Regions from separate parts of the Homo sapiens genome. Here region 2 is linked to region 1. The links are chromatin loops, found by intact Hi-C in ENCODE. Cell type or tissue: heart left ventricle. All regions are shown on one strand.

Region 1 (8,000 bases):
GAAAATAATCATATTTATGGAATTATGTGTTATAGATTGTTAATAATTTTAATCAACTAGAGGAACTCAGTTTCCAGTAGTGGGGGAAGGGTTAAATTATCATGGAAAATTATATGAAAACATTTTGCAACAATTAAAATGGTCATGATAAAGTCCATATAGTCACATACACATTTGGAAGTATGTATATAATATAATGTTACTGAAGAAAGCCAACAGGGATTAGCCAACATGCATTCTGGAAAGGCAGTAAGTATGGTGGTGAAGAGCATAGCTTCCAGAGCTGAACTGCCTGGGTTAATATTCAACCCCTGCAACCTTCTAGCTCTGACTTTGGGCAGCTTACTTAACCTCTCTCACACTCACTTTCTTATTTGAAAATAGAAAACAAAATAGTAGCTTCCTCATTGCTTTTTTCCAAGGGTTTGATGAGTTCATAAATCACATAAAACACAAAACTACTTGGCACAAAGTAAGCACTGTATGTAATCATGTGCTATGCTGTTTTATCTCTGAAGATGTAAAAGGACTGGACAAACAGTATTATTTTGGTGTATGTGGCTGTGGAATTATTACATTCAGATGATTAAGATTGCTGGCAATTTCGGCCACTTTTTCAATTTTTGCATTTTGAAAAAGTCAATTTGATTTTTAAAGACTTGCATAGATCCCACCACAGTTTTACTTTCAGATTTCATTGAATGAACATTTTCTTAATCCTTTTTTTTCCCCTTTCGCTTGCTTGCTAGTGGATTTTCAAGTGATGGTGTGACAAAAGGGCCAAAGGGCTGTGTACACCAATGATTCCTGTAAATCCCATTGAAAGAGACACTCTGGATGACAGGAAACACTGCGTAATGACTGAAGTATCAATGAATGATTGATGCTATAATTAGTATTAATATTAATTATAGATTTTTTTATATTAAATAATCAAAAGGGCCTCAATTTCTGATAGCAGGGGAACAGTGAATTATATTATAAAATAGTTACTTAAGGGATAATTATCAAAAATTAAAATTATGATTATAAAGATTACATGGTCATACGTATGTATGGAAATGTGTAGAATACAGTGTTAGTGAAGAAAGCTAACTATTTCTGTGTCTTGAACCATGGCTTAAGATGCATGGGTGAGGAGTGAATTCCTTTATTGAAGATAGGGAGAGTCTGTCCCAAAGCAGTCAAAGCATGGCTCTGCCTTCTCTCTTGAGAGCTGGCTTCGAGAATGAGCTATGTGCTGGGTAGGACATAAGTGGAGCCCTTTCTCACGGGGAAGGTTGGCCACTACTGTGGCGCCTTCTTGTGTGTTCCCTCCAGCACTGCTAGACAAGCCCGTCCTCGAAACAAATCTGGGGAAATTTATGCTGACACTTGGTTCCACATCTGGAAATGCTGAGGGTCAGTTATGATTCTTAGCATTGTGTTCATTCTCTTCTTAAGCAAAACTTCAACTTACCTTGCAGGCCAGTGCTCTTTTTTCCAGACACCCAAGGCATTCCAGCAATCTCCTTTCCCAAAACTCAATGGGTTTAAATGTTCAGGCCAGAAGACCTGCAATTTCCAGTGTTTTCCATTGCAGAACTTTAGACCTGGATCTGCTACCTGTTAGGTTCTGGCCTTAAGGAGATGTATTTTAAATAGTACTCCCTGGATGAATGATACCATTTACATTTTTTTCTTCAAAGAACTTCATGTGTCTTTTAGGAACTGATTAAACTTGGCAATTAAGATCCCATGCCTTAGGCCTTTCTGACGGGAAAATGTTAAAAAGAAACAAATGAAAATTTTTATCAAGTTAGAAAACCAATGAAAAATAAAAGTGAATTAAAGGAAGTTTTTCTTGTTTTATTTTACATAAAAGAAAATGGGCCAGGAATGGTGGCTCACCCCTGTAATCCCAGCACTTTAGGAGGCTGAGGTGAGAGTATCACTTGTGCCCAGGAGTTGGAGACCACCCTGGGCTACATGGTGAAACCCCAGCTCTACCAAAAATACAAAAACTAGCCAGTCTCATAACCCAGTCTCAAAAAAAGATAAAGAAAATGATCAGCTAAAGGAAATGGAAGAATCATCTACTTCACAATTAAGAGAGTTTTATCTTTATTTTTCCTATCTTTTGCTTCATGGTTTGTATAATTCATCTTTCAGTGGAGGGAAAAAATTGTTTATGTGTACTTTGACCTAGTTAGAGAAAAGGGGGGAGAGCAATTAAACATCAAGAAGTACTTTGTTCATCAATAAACTGCTATTCAAAAGGGCTGCACTAGCTCTCCACCCCCACCTCTTGTTTTCAATGTCATAATTATTTATAGGGCCAGTTGGAGTCTCAACTCTGCTAAAACAATTTATTCGAGGGCCTCAGCCCTTATCCCAAGCACAACACTGCCCCATTAGGCTTCTGGGCAAATGTTTGTTCATATGGGTCCTAACTCAGCTGTCAGTTATGTGAGAGAGAGTGTGTGTGTGTGTGTGTGTGTGTGTGTGAGAGAGAGAGAGAGAGAAAGAGAGAGACAGAGAGAGAGAAAGAGAGAGAAAGAGAGAGCGAGAGCACGCACACACGTGAGAGAGAGGTGGCGAGGGTTACTCTTAATCTGGGTTTTTCTGGAACATCTGAGCACATATTGTGGCTGAGCACTATGAATGATACAGTAACACAAGGTGAGAATCTCTTCCTTTTTCTGTGCCAATAAGTTAGTCCTGACACTGCCAGAGAGACAAATCCTCCACCCACTGTCCACCAAAATGGGAAGGCCGTAGGCATTTGATTTGCCATGGCCAATGAAACAAGACCACCTCTGAGAAGAGCACATGTGTGTTGGGTGGGGTCAAGATATCCTCACTGGATATAGACATCCAGGCCTCATGTTCCTTGACATGGTAGTATTCAGGAAAGCTTTGAAAATCTGTTTTGGCCTAAAGTGCATCTGACACTAGGCAAGTAAACACACTATAAAAACTGAACGCCAGACCCAGCACCCTGGTGTGGTATTTCCTTAGACCTCAAAAGTCTGATCAAAGAAGGAACATATTAGCTTAGTGAAAAAGTAATTGTGGTTTTTACCATTACTTTCAATAGCATAGAGGTTAAAAATATGGACTCTGGAGCCTGACTTCCTGCATGTGGGTCCCTGCCCTGCCACTGATTAGCTGGGTAACCTTAGGTAAGTGACTTAACCTCTCTGTTTATTTTTCTGTAAACAGGAGATGCTAATTGTACTTACCTCATAAGGCTGTTAGGAGGATCCACATTAGCAAAATGTTTAAGCCAGTGCCTGGAAAGTGCTATGTGAGTGTTTGCCGAGTAAAATTAATAGATTTGTGAAACAATTTCATTCCCAGTCCCATCTGTTTTCACCCAGGGATTCTGTTTGATTTAAAAACAGTTATTAAAAGTTTCTTGGCTGGGCACCGTGGCTCACGCCTGTAATCCCAGCACTTTGGTAGAACAAGGTGGGCAGATCACCTGAGGTCAGGAGTTCAAGACCAGCCTGGCCAACAAGGTAAAACCTCATCTCTACTAAAAATACAAAAATCAGCTGCGTGTGGTGGTGGGAGCCTATAATCCCATCTACTTGGGAGGCTGGAGAATCGCTTGAACCCAGGAGGTAGAGGTTGCAGTGAACTGAGATTGCACCATTGCACTCCAGCCTGGGTGATGAGAGCAAAACTCTGTCTCCAAAATAAAAAAGTTTATTGCTTGCCCAAGATCTTTTATTCTTGACTTTCAAATTAAATGTATTTGGGTGAGAACAACTTTGTCATTGGAAGTAGGAGCATTGAAGAGATGAGCATGATGAATCAGGGTTAAAATGTTAATTCCACACTCAATAACTATAGGGACTTGAGAAAGTTTCTTCACTTCTTTGAACTCAACTTATACATCAGTAAATTGGGAATAATGTGAACCTCTCAGGGATATCATGAAGATGAAACTTATGTGTGAAAAGTACTCGGCACTTAATCCAGTGGAAAAAATGGTTATCTTCTTGATAAGTTCCAGGCTGTATCTTTTTGCTTTAACCTCCTTGCATTCAACTCTTACAATCTTCTAAAGCCTGCCTGGCTCACTGATTCATAGTAGATTTCATAGTCTTCTTCTGATACAAACAGTTGAAACTTTATCTTCTTTGGGTTGTTTTGCTATTATACACGTACTGGTGAGATCCAAAGAGTGGGCAAAAATTATATTGACTGCTAAGAATATTTTGAGAACAATACATTTCAGGAAAATCCTCGAGACCTGGGTTGCTCCTCTTTAAGATCAATCAGCAATGCGCCCTAGGGATTCTCTCACATTTCTGCCGTTTGCAAAACTCTATACCATTAGGCAGATGTCACCCAGAGCTGCTTGTCTTTTTTCAACAGAATTTTTTTTGAAAGGTGAGCTTTTTAAAGAGAGTTTTTCTATATTATTTTTTCATTGAAAATTATAATTAAAAATGTGTCAAAATTATCCATGATTTTCAGCTGCCTGACATTTGTCTCACATATGTTTCTTTTTAACACAAATTTTTTTTTCTCCTCAAAGTCAAGTTTAAGACCTCAAATCCTTCTTTAAAAAGTATTTAAAAGATTGAGCAAGTTGCTCTCCATGGGGTTTGCTGACGCAGGGGCTCCTGTGTTTGTTTTTACTAAAGAATGGCTGTTTCCCTGGTCTGGTTACTTTACTCTCTGTATTTTCCTTGGAAAAGTCACCAAACTGACCAACTGTCTCTCCTGGAGAGAAGAATCCTGTAGCTGTTAGTGTGCGAGCCACGATGTGCTTCTGTCACAGATAGACAAGCAAATCGCAAGCCCTGGAAGACCCTGGGCCGTTCCACTCCTCCTGGAATGCACTCTAAGCCTCAGAGACACCAATGTCCTCTCCAAAATGCCTTACTATCTGCCCTGTGTTGCTCCATGAAAAAATTAAGTTTCTGTGCTCAAGCAGGCTAGGAGAATCTTTGAGTTAACTTATGATGCAAATTATGCTTCTTTTCTCAACGTTACAATGCAACATTAACATATGAAAGTTGCCATCAGTTTCTTAGTCAAGAAATTTAACGTTGCCTCATGCTAACTAGAATTGTTTAACCTGGAAGCCCACTTTTCAATGTTATCTATTGCAAGCCTGGGAACTTGGGGTTCTACAGAAGATACCTTGGGAACCTGTGTTATATTAAAGAGTGCTATGACTTGGAAAGTCAGCTGGACTCAAGCTAATGTGCCAAGAATGGTTCAGAGTGACAATTTGTCCATCTTCATCAAAGCTCCTCTCCCTCTCACCAACTCTGGCTTGGAGAATCCTACTCCTTTAAGCCCACACCAGCATGGTTCAAGAGTGGAGATGCAACAATGGAATACCATTCGGCCCTAAAAAAGAAGCCAATCCTGCCATTTGCAGGATGCTATGCTGATGGAAATAAGTCAGTCCCAGAAGGACAAAGACAACATGCTTCCACTTACAGGAGGTAAATAAAATCATCTAATTCATAGAAGCAGATAGTAGAATGGTGGTTGCCAGAGGCTACAGGAGGGGGATATGGGGAAACATTGTTTAGCGATAAAAGTTTCAGTTATGCAAGATGGATACGATCTTCTGCTGAACATGGTGGCTGTAGTCCATAATACTGTATTGTGCACTTAAAAATTTGTTAAGAGGTAGATCTCCATCCCATGTTAAGTATTCTTTTGTTTGTTTGTTTGATTGTTTTGAGACAGAGTCTCACTCTGTTGCCCAGGCGGGAGTGCAGTGGCGCAATCTCAGCTCACTGCAAGCTCCACCTCCCAGGTTCAAGGGAGTCTCCTGTCTCAGCCTCCCGAGTAGCTGGGATTACAAGCGCCTGCCACCACACTCAGCTAATTTTTTTTGCATTTTTATTAGAGACGGGGTTTCACCGTCTTGGCCAGGCTGGTCTTGAACTCCTGACCTCAGGTGTTCCACCTGCCTTGGCCTCTCAAAGTGCTGTGATTACAGGTGTGAGCCACCATGCCCAGCCCCATGTTAAGCATTCTTATGACAAGAACAAAGAGACACAAGGAAACTTTTAGAGGCGGTAGATATGTTCATTACCTTAATTGTGGTGGTGTTTTCATCGCTGTATGCATATGTCCAGGCTCATCAAATTGTATATAGTCAGCCCTCTGTATCTGCAGGTTCCACATCTGTAGATTCAACCAACCTCAATTGGAAAATATTCAGAAAAAAAAACAATGAAAAATAGCCATCCAACAATAAAATAATACACATATTAAAAATACAATTCACATAGCATTTACACTATATTAGGTATTATAAGTGATCTAGAGATGATTTAACATTTATGGGAGGATGTGCATAGGTTATATGTAAACACTTCGCCATTTTACATAAGGGACATGAGCATTATGGATTTTGGTATCCTCAGAGGTCCTGGAACCAATCTCCTGGTGTTTGTTTGTTAAATATCTGCAGTTTGTTGCACATCATTTATGCCTCAATAAAGCTGTTTTTTTCAAAAAAGTGTGAGTATGCCAGTGAGTATGAGTATGTGCACTGTGCCCATTTATGTGGTCACATTCCAAAATCAGATGTATGATTTAGGTTATTTATCACTTTGCAGTACTTACTCCTCATTTTCACCTTGTTTGCACTGATAATTTAGATTGAGTTAGATATCTGGAGAGAATATCTGTAAGAAAATAGAACAAAATTAGTGTTATAGCAGAAGGTGAAAGCAACGCCATCGCAGCACACCAGCCATGAGGATCCATAAGTTCTGCAGCTGTCCTGCTGAAACTGCCACCACCACCAAACTGCCCACTGTGTGAATTTGGTCTGGTTTCCTGACATGTATTTACCTCCTCTTCCTGCACCCCCAATCCCTGCAAAAATAGGACCGATTAAGATCAAGATATATTTTGGCTTGTTCAATAACTTCTATTTATCTTGAAATAAAGTTCAGCCTTTCTAAATGTTCCGCAAATCTCTGCAAGATCTGACCCCTGCCTTCACTCTTTTCCTGCTTCATGTGTTAGAATCTAGGCGTTTGTTATTTTCTCCCAGTTCCTACAATACACCATGCTTTCTGCAATTCCCTCTGCTTGAAGGTCTGTAGCTCATTCCCTTCCCTCACCAAATTCTCCCTGGCCCCCACCACAGCCTTGTGCCTAGCTGATTGCCCCTCATCTTTTATGTCATTGTCTAGACATCATTTCTTCCAAGAAGCCTTTCCTGACCCTTCCACAGAACTGGGTTGGCTGACCCTTCCCTGGCCTCCCTTAGCAACTACACTACCCATTTCATTGCATTCCCAGCCCTCCACTATAACTGAGTCTGCTTATTGACCTGTATTCGCCACGGGACTATAAACTCCACAGGGGCAGAAACTCACTCTGCATTATTTGCCATTATACCCCCAGGGCCTAGCCCAGAACCTCTAACGCAGCAGCTGTACAATAAACACATGTTGAATGAATGAATCAGTCAGTAAGTGGATCAATCTTACCCTTGTTGCAACATATAATAGTATGATTCTATCATCAGAGTCCCAAACCTCAGATTCTCATTTCCCAATTTTTTAGATGAATGGTATAATACAGTCCAACTACACAGTCTTTCTGAAGTTATCTTCCTCAAACACATAGGTGTGTGTAGCTGGGAGGGCTCCCTGTAATTGACAAAAACAAAGTATAGCCTCATGTTTCCTGCCTGCCTGTGTTGAGTCAACCAGCTAGGGCTATGCTTTACTTTACCATAGATTTTATATCTAAATCATACTTCATCAGACGTTATATCTAAATCATCAGATTCAAAACAATTTAACTGGACCTACACTCAGTCTTGCCAGAAAATCTGCTTCCCGTTTTCATGACAAGTCATGCATGCTCTGGGGCTTTCAGAATCTTGCTTCTATTTTTTTAGTCTCATTGCATAATAAAACACAGATACACATAGTCACACACAAGCTCAACGACACAAATACACATAGTCACACACAAGCTCAACGAGACCCATGTTTTTCACTGTTCTTTTACAA
Region 2 (8,000 bases), 140 kb before region 1:
ACCCATTATAGTGGTTCACAGATGTGGCAAAATATAGAGAAACATTTTGCTAAGATCCTCCCTCATTCCTCTCCTGCCCTCCACAGATATCAGCTTCCTTGCTCTCAACTTCTTGGTTCTGGACTCTTGGGTTATATCCAAATTCAGACACCCACCCCCAGCCCAGGGTCACTGCTGAAGGCTGTGAAGTCTGAGTCCTGCTCAAGGACCCATTTGAGGAGCTGAACTGAAATCCAGCCTGTGCTCCACTCATTAATTCATGGGTCCTGGTGAGGGATGTGCTGCCTGAGAGAAAGCCTGCTGGTCCTAACTGGCTCCCAGCAGCTGTGTGGCTAGCTGTGGCCATGGCTGTCTCTGCTCTGCCATCCCCCTGTGGCGTGGATCCCCACTTCCCGCTCCTACCCTCTGGACCCCTGCTCTCCTGAGCAGTGTTGGCCTTTGTCGTTGTTGCCTCTTGCCACTGCACCTTCCATTGTTTGGACTCTTCATTTGGGCCTTCTCATCTTTTCTGCCCCCAAGAGGAGGTGATCTGAGCTAAGCACAAAAACATTTCAATTTCTAAGCCTTTGGAAAGGTTTTCCCTTCAGATAGAGTGCTCGTACCAGAAAGCACCCACTAGAGAGAGCTCACATTTTCACTCCCTCCCAACCTCTCTGAATCATGTGTGTCTTCTGGACACTAAAATAAAGACTGTGCAACCTCTTGCCGGAATGTGCCTCCAAAGATCTGAGAGAAATTTGTAAAAACAATAGCTAATGTTTACTGGGACTTACTACATGCCAAACACTCTGCCAAGTGCTTTGTTTTTTTTTTCAGCTATAAATATTTTTTGTTTCTATAGCATTTAAGAGAAGCCTATAAAAAGTTGTTGTTAAATCAAATTTAAGAAAATTTTACATGGAAATTTTACTGAATCCTCATAGGATCCATAAGAGGTTGGTACTCACATTCCCATTTAACAAGTGAGGAAACACAGGCTTAGAGAGGTTAAGTAATTTGCCTCACACCTTGAATTCAGCAGAGTGGGGTTTCAGGTGTGCTTTCGTCTGACTCCGGCACTGAGTAAGCACTGTGCTTACTTCTGTGATAGTGAAGGTCACAGAAAAGCCGGGCTCAGCCTGAGACAAAGGCTACTGCTGCCAGAAACAGCAGGAAAGACGGTGAGAGCCAGGCTGATGAACAGGCCTCCCTTTAACTCAAGTTCAAAATCACAGTGGGATGAAAATCTGAGCATTTGAGGTTGGTTGGCTTCATTTTAACCATGTGCCTAAAAATTTGTCATCATTTAAAGACCATTTCCTCTGCACCTGCATCCAAAATGCATCCAGGGTCCAGTGTTTTAAGGAAGAATTACTCAGATGCTCTGTTTTGCTTCTTCACAATCCATGCATTCCACTTCTAATCACGTCGAATTTGTGGAGATAATGGCCTCGAGGGATTGGGAGGATGAAAATCAGGAGAAGTGAAGCTGATTTCTCCTTGACCATGTGGCTTCTTGAAATTTCAGGGTAGGCATTAAAAGAAGTGGTTGGTCGAGATTAAAGACTGAACTGTGCATCTTAGCTGTAATTTATGTCATTTCATCTGGGAGAAACATAAAAATCAACAGCTTTTAATGAATCTCTGCTTGGATGTTTTGTCACTCCTCAAAGAGTCTTTAGAAACACATTGAATCCCATGCCCAGATTATTAGGATTGAACCTTGCTGTGAGGGTATAGTGATGAGCAACATGGCTCTTATATTTCTCCAATGTTTGTCAAGACCAGTTTTTGTGAAAAAATGATTTATTAATTATTATATTAATAATCTGATGTATTAGCCCATCAATGAGTGACCTAGACAGGGATGTCGGTGGCATTCCAAGTGTCAGCCAGACACCCCACGCTTTCTATTTGCCCATCCGGTATGCTGGGTGCTACAGCTCTGGGGTCATTCTCCTTAGAGATCTTGGAATTCTTGAGGCCTTACATTTCTAGCTGCCACTCACTTCTCCTCAGCTTGCAGACATGGCCATGCTGCATTTCACTGACCCATTGCATACGAGTCCAGCCCCTGGGGAATTGCCTTAACTCTCAAGCATCTTAGGAATACACTTTTTCCTGTTTTAAAGAAGACCCTGGAAAGGGCAACAAAAACAGAACTCATCTCTAAGAATGCTGGCAGTGGATCCTGGAGGTTAACATCACAAGCTTTGGAGTCAAGCAGGCCTGGATTGAAATCCTTCCTCAATCACTTACTAGCTGTTTGGCCTTGGATGAGTTACTTGACTTCTCTATAAACGTCAATTCCCCGTCTGTAAAATGGATATAATTGTATATGTCTCGTTCTACTGTTGTGAGGATGGAGTGAGATTATGCATGGAAAGCACTTCAGCATTGAGAAGCACTCCAAATATGATAACTGTTAGTGTTATCAGAAGAGAAATTCAACATATCAGCAAAAACTCCCATCTACAATCTTAAAAACATTGTTAAGTGAAAGAAGCCAGACACAAAAGGCCACATGTTGTATAATCCCTTATATATGAATGTCAAGAGTAGGCAAATCTCTAGGGACAGAAAATAGATTAGCAATTGCCTAAGGCTGGAGAGTTGGAGGGGAATGGGGAGTGACTGCTAGTGGTTATGGTGTTTCTTTTAGGAGTGATTGCAATGTTCTGGAAATAGATAACAGTGATGGTTGTACAAATTTGTGAATACACTAAAAACCACTGAATTGTACACTTTTAAAGAATGTGTTTTATATATGTGAATTATATCTTTTAAAAAGTTATATTTAAAAAAGAACTATGTACGATGCAGCTAAAACCAGAGACTTTTTAAAGCTAATTTGTTTCCTGGAATCTCTCTACCTCTCCAAGCCTGGAAGAAGGATTAACTGTCATCTCACTGGAAGACTGTGTCTCTTTCTAGGTAAATCATTTGTTATATGATGACTGCACAGTAAATGTCAACCCATTGCAATTTTGGCATTTGTGGGGATCAGTAACATGCAGTTCTCTTGGCATTCTACGAGGGACTGCTAAACAGCCTGGATTTATGAGCATGAAGAGCCAGCCTACCATGCCTAAATCAGAGCTTCTCTGCATCTTGGTTCATTTGGCAGATGTTCCAGGTGATAAGTGAGATGTTTTCCTCCATTTAAAGTGAAAAAACCGAGGCAAGGAACAGAAAAAAAGAGTCTATTGGATTAACTGTGACTCTTTTGATGTATCATAGCCATTGGTTCTAACTGAAGGTGTGTGTGTGTGTGTGTGCACGTGTGTGTGTGTGTATGTGTTGGGGGAATGAGTAGGGTAGCTTTGCTAAAAGGGAAGAGGGAAGGAGATGTAGATGAGTCAGTGCCTACTGCAAAACTGGAGTGGATTAATTCTGGAATTTCATTGAGCATATTCAAAGCTTCCAAAGTATAATTTTAAAAACGTGTTTTCAGATTCACATCTCAGACAGAGTTGTCAGCGCTGCTTAGGAACAATTTCTTTTGGTGTGAGTAAGGTTACAAGATTTTGATAAAAATATTATTTCTTCATGTTTGGAATGTCTAAACAGATTTGTGGTTTTTCATTTTGCTTTAAAACATGATTAAATGTGCTTTAAAAAAATCAAAGCCTTCTGTCTGGGTTTTGAATCTCTTCCAGATTTATAGCTGCTTAATATTATATATGTCATGCCGATTTTCTTTTGGTTCAATCATGTCAATTGAGATTCTTTCAAAGAAAAAAAGGCTTATTAAAAAAGGAATTGTTTGTCCACCACATTAAGACTTTAAGAAATTTATCAAGATATTGATCAAGAACATTTTATTTTTAAAATTCTTTGCTGGAGCTGCTAGGCGGAGTAGATACCCAGAAGGAGAAGCTGAGGGAGATCTCAGGGCAGGCAGAGAATCAAAGTGAAAGTCAATTTGAGTAAGTTTTCCTTGGGCTAGCGTGCACACACTGGACTCTTTAATTACCTTTGTTTTTATGGAGAATGTACTCTCCAATGGGACTTAGTTGAGAGTGAAGGTAGTACATGTTGTGCTCTGTACTAAGAATCTTTGAGAGACTAAGCAGGAGAAGAGAAAATGCTCCCATATAGATGACCTGAACACTTAACAAGCAGTAAATAACAACAGCTACACGTATTGTCCATTTACTATGTTCTTGCACTCAGCTGGGAATTTCATTATTTTCCATAAAGCCCAATGATATTAGTGTGATTGTATCCATTTTAGAGATGAAGAAACTGATGGTCTAGAAGGTTAAATAACTGGGCCCAAGGTCAAGTAAGGGCATGGTTTATCTAAACTTTGAATCAGATCTGTTTGGTTCTTGCTTTTGACTACATCAAAAACCTGACAGATGGTCTTGCAATTGGAAACTGGGTTAATATCCTACTTCTAAAATCTTCTACTGCTTAGTTTCCCTATTCTTAGAGGAGGTCTTTTTTTGGAAGCCTAGTAAACTGCTCCTCCTAATGCCTTTCACTCATGAGTGATGCAGCTGCCCAAATCAGAAACTTGAAAGTTATTCCAATGCTCCCGTTTTCTCAGCCAGCACATGGATAAATCAAGTTCTAGAGATTCCACTCCTTCTATTTCCCTGCAATCCACCTTCTCTAGCTCTGCATCCATGATTGCAGTTCAGAGTGTGCCATTTTGCAGTGCTACTTATAGCAGCCTCTTAATTGGCATCTCTGCCTCCAGTCTTGCCCCCTCCAGTTCACTTCCCAAGAATGCTTTCATTCCCAACAGTGATTTTTCAAAAAAAAAAAAAAAAAGTGTAAGCAATCCTGTTCATTCACTACTAAAAAATGTTCACTCTCTTTTCATTACTTCAGGATGAAGTTCAAGTTTCCTAAGATTCCTTATAATGACTTCACTGATTTGGTTTTATCCTTCCAGCCTCATTTATTATATAACACTCTCTGGATCAGGAGTAGACTTGGTTACAAGTGACAGAAAAATGAAAATAACAGTGGCATAAACTACTAGAAAGCTGATTCTTTTCCTTTACATATGGGTGGTATCATTCAGTCATCCAGAATCCAAGTTCTTTCTAGATTATTTTTCCACTTCCTTAGCCATGTAGCTTCTGTGTCATTGGCTGGGGTGGCTGCTGGAAATTGAGCTCTCAGATCCCCATGTTAACCCGTGGAACAAAGGGAGGACCAAAGAAAGTCATGCCCTTCCCTTTTTGATGGTGTCCAAGAAGTTCCACTTAGGAACTCCCATTTCGTTTCCATGTAACTTGGTCACATGGACACATCTGTTGCAAAAGAGATTGGGAAATGTAGTTATTGTTTTTGTCAACCATTTGTCCAAAAACAAATTGGGGATCCTATTCTCAAGGAAACAGTGGATAAAATAAACTGAGGACAACTAACAGTCTCTGATACTTCCACTCTCAGCTGTTTGCAGTGGCCTGTAGTGAAGTGGCTCTTTCTGCCCTTGCTGTGCGTCTCACTCCAGGACCTCCTGAAGAGCGCTGATCCTGCACTATACATGTGGTTCTTCTCCTATGCCTCCCGACTTGTCAGAGAATTTCTTGAGGACATGGATGACTGTCTGGCAGCGACAGTTCCAGGTTTTTATTTTTGTTTCTTTAAATAGAGCCTTCTGTTTAGCTTAAATGTGGAAACATAACCATAGACGTCTGAGAATGTGAACACAGGTTATAATTCTGCGCAAGAAACATGCATTGCAAGAGTCCCCCAACTGCTGAGTCAGAGGTCTGTTTGAGGAGGCGATAGTTGAGTTAAGGTCAGCATTAGGAAAAGGAGCAAGCCACATAACAATCTGGAGGAAGAGCCTTCTTGATAGAGAATTCATTAGGACAAAGGCCTTGAGGCAGGAAAAGCCTTTGCATTTTCAGGGCAGAAGGAAGCACTGTGGCTAGAGGCTGCAAGTGAGAGAGAGAGTGGAAGTGTGGTAGAGATGGTGGGGACAGACAGCGCATAAAGGCAGCACAGGGTGGAAGTTACAAGTACCAGCTCTGGGACAGAGCAGTTGGATGACTCATGGTTCTACCACTTGCTAGCTGGAGATCTGAGTAAGGCACTTAGTCTCCCTGTGCCTTAGTTTTCCCATCTGTAAAATGGTTATAGACTAGTATGAAGATCATAGACTGGTTGTTAGATTTCAATGAGTTAACACATACAAAGCCCTTAGAACAGCACCTGGGATGTGGTGAACACTCAATAGATCCTTGGCACCTACATTCTTGACCCTGCTGATGTGCGTCTAGATTCTTGCTATGCCTGTCTTTCCAATATTGTACACCCAAACCTGGGCTCCTATTATCTTCCTGCTCTCTGCATTTAATTAGTTGCTTTCTCAGTGAGGGTTGGGTTTGACTGCATGTAACAGAAAAGTCAGAATGTATCAGGTTTTATGTGTAAACACATAAAACCAATTTTTTCTTTCAAGTAGAAATCCTGAGGCAAGCAGGCCACTCAGGGCTGAAATGGTGCCCTGTGCACCTTAGAGACCCCTAGTCCCTCCATCTTACTTTTTAAAAAATCATCTTCAACTTTTGGCTTAAGATAATTGCTGAAGTTTCAGCCATTTTGTCCACATCTCAGAATGATAAAAACAGAAGGATGGAAGAACAAAAAGGCATATCTGTTTTAAAAACTTTTCCTGAAGCCCCATCCTACAATCTTTCGCCATCACATTGGACAGAATTATTTATTTACATGACCAAACTTAGCTATAAGAAAGGCTGGCAAATGTAGTTTTCTTTTCCAGCCTAACACATTGCAGTTCAGTTACTAAGAAAAAAGAGGAGGCTGGGTGCAATGGCTCACACCTGTAATCCCAGCACTGTGAGAGGCCACTGTGGATTACCTGAGGTCAGGAGTTCAGGACCAGGCTGGCCAACATGGTGAAACCCTGCCTCTACTAAAAATACAAAAATTAGCCAGGCATGGTGGCGAGCACCTGTAATCTCAGCTACTTGGGAGGCTGAGGCAGGCAGGAGAATGGCTTGAACCTAGAAGGCAGAGGTTGCAGTGAGCTGAGATCCTGCCACTGCACTCCAGCCTGGATGACAGAGCGAGATACCGTCTCAAAAAAAAAAAAAAAAAAAAAAGAAAGAAAGAAAGAAAGAAAGAAGAGGAAAATGTTTGTTGGAAGAGGCCCATCTCCTTTCTTGTTGCCTAAATTCTAAACCAGACTCTCATTCTTTGTCTCCTCAGCCACTTCCAATGAGCTTTCTGCCTAAAGAATTTTCATCTTCAACACATTTTACACATAATGTGCTGTGGTTTGAATATGTGTGCCCCTGAAAAATTTATACATTTAAACCTAATCTCCAATGAGATACTGTTATGAAGTGGGGCTTTTGGGGAAATGATTAAGTCATGAGGTTAGAGCCCTCATGAATGGGATTATTGCCTTATAAAAAGAAAACTGAGGGAGCTTATTTGCCCCTTCTGCTACGTGAGGACACATAGAAGGCGTTATCTATAAGGAATAGGCCCTGACCAGACACTAAATCTGCTAGCATCTTGATCTTGGACTTAGCCTCCAGAACTTGGGGCAATAAGTTTATGTTATTTATAAGCCACTCAGTATAAGGTATTTTGTTATAGCAGCCAAATGGACTAAGACAAAGAGCCTTCAATTGCTCCCATTTGTATCAAGCAGAGCGCATAAACTGCTGTCCTGCAAGCTGAAGCAACCCAAAGTCATAGTTTGATACTTTCATGGCATTTTGAAAAAAAAAATAGAATCAAATTACTTATCGAAATTTAACAAACCAAAAGTTGCTCTAAAAGCTTGCATGCTTGCATTTCTTTCTTTCAATAGCAGAGGTTCTGGATCCACATTTCTGAATGGCAATAATTAGCTGCGGCTGAATAATCAGTCACTCCTTGGATAGGGCTTGAGATTTCTAGTTTGCCCAAATCCCCACTCTTCCTCTTACCTCACACCAAGCCCACTCCCCTAATTTACATTTGCCACCTGTCCCCTCAAGGCATTGACTTTATAAGTCTTGACTTTATAAAATCGAAAA

Evidence for each region. A loop is a pair of places that touch in the nucleus more often than their neighbours do. Peaks named below come from ENCODE experiments on the same cell type or tissue, not always from the same donor. Only the 100,000 strongest peaks of a DNase experiment are listed, where the experiment ranks them.
Region 2: a loop joins it to region 1, with 2.3 times the contacts of the local background. A loop is called at or near these places in 3 of 110 quality-filtered maps.

The regions. Positions count from the first base shown.
Region 1 is chr4:53,847,830-53,855,829 of GRCh38, forward strand. No RefSeq gene overlaps it. Among named protein-coding and RNA genes, the nearest start is that of CHIC2, 210 kb to the right of the region's middle. In heart left ventricle, no CTCF peak of the experiment used is centred here; a DNase peak (open chromatin) is centred at 4,782; H3K27ac peaks cover 1,741 bases.
Region 2 is chr4:53,711,441-53,719,440 of GRCh38, forward strand. LOC100506444 (a long non-coding RNA gene) reads left to right here. Exons shown (of 3, transcript NR_125918.1): 2 at 5,392-5,567. Among named protein-coding and RNA genes, the nearest start is that of LNX1-AS2, 120 kb to the left of the region's middle. RefSeq lists an enhancer at 7,289-7,890. In heart left ventricle, no CTCF peak of the experiment used is centred here; no DNase peak of the experiment used is centred here; H3K27ac peaks cover 998 bases.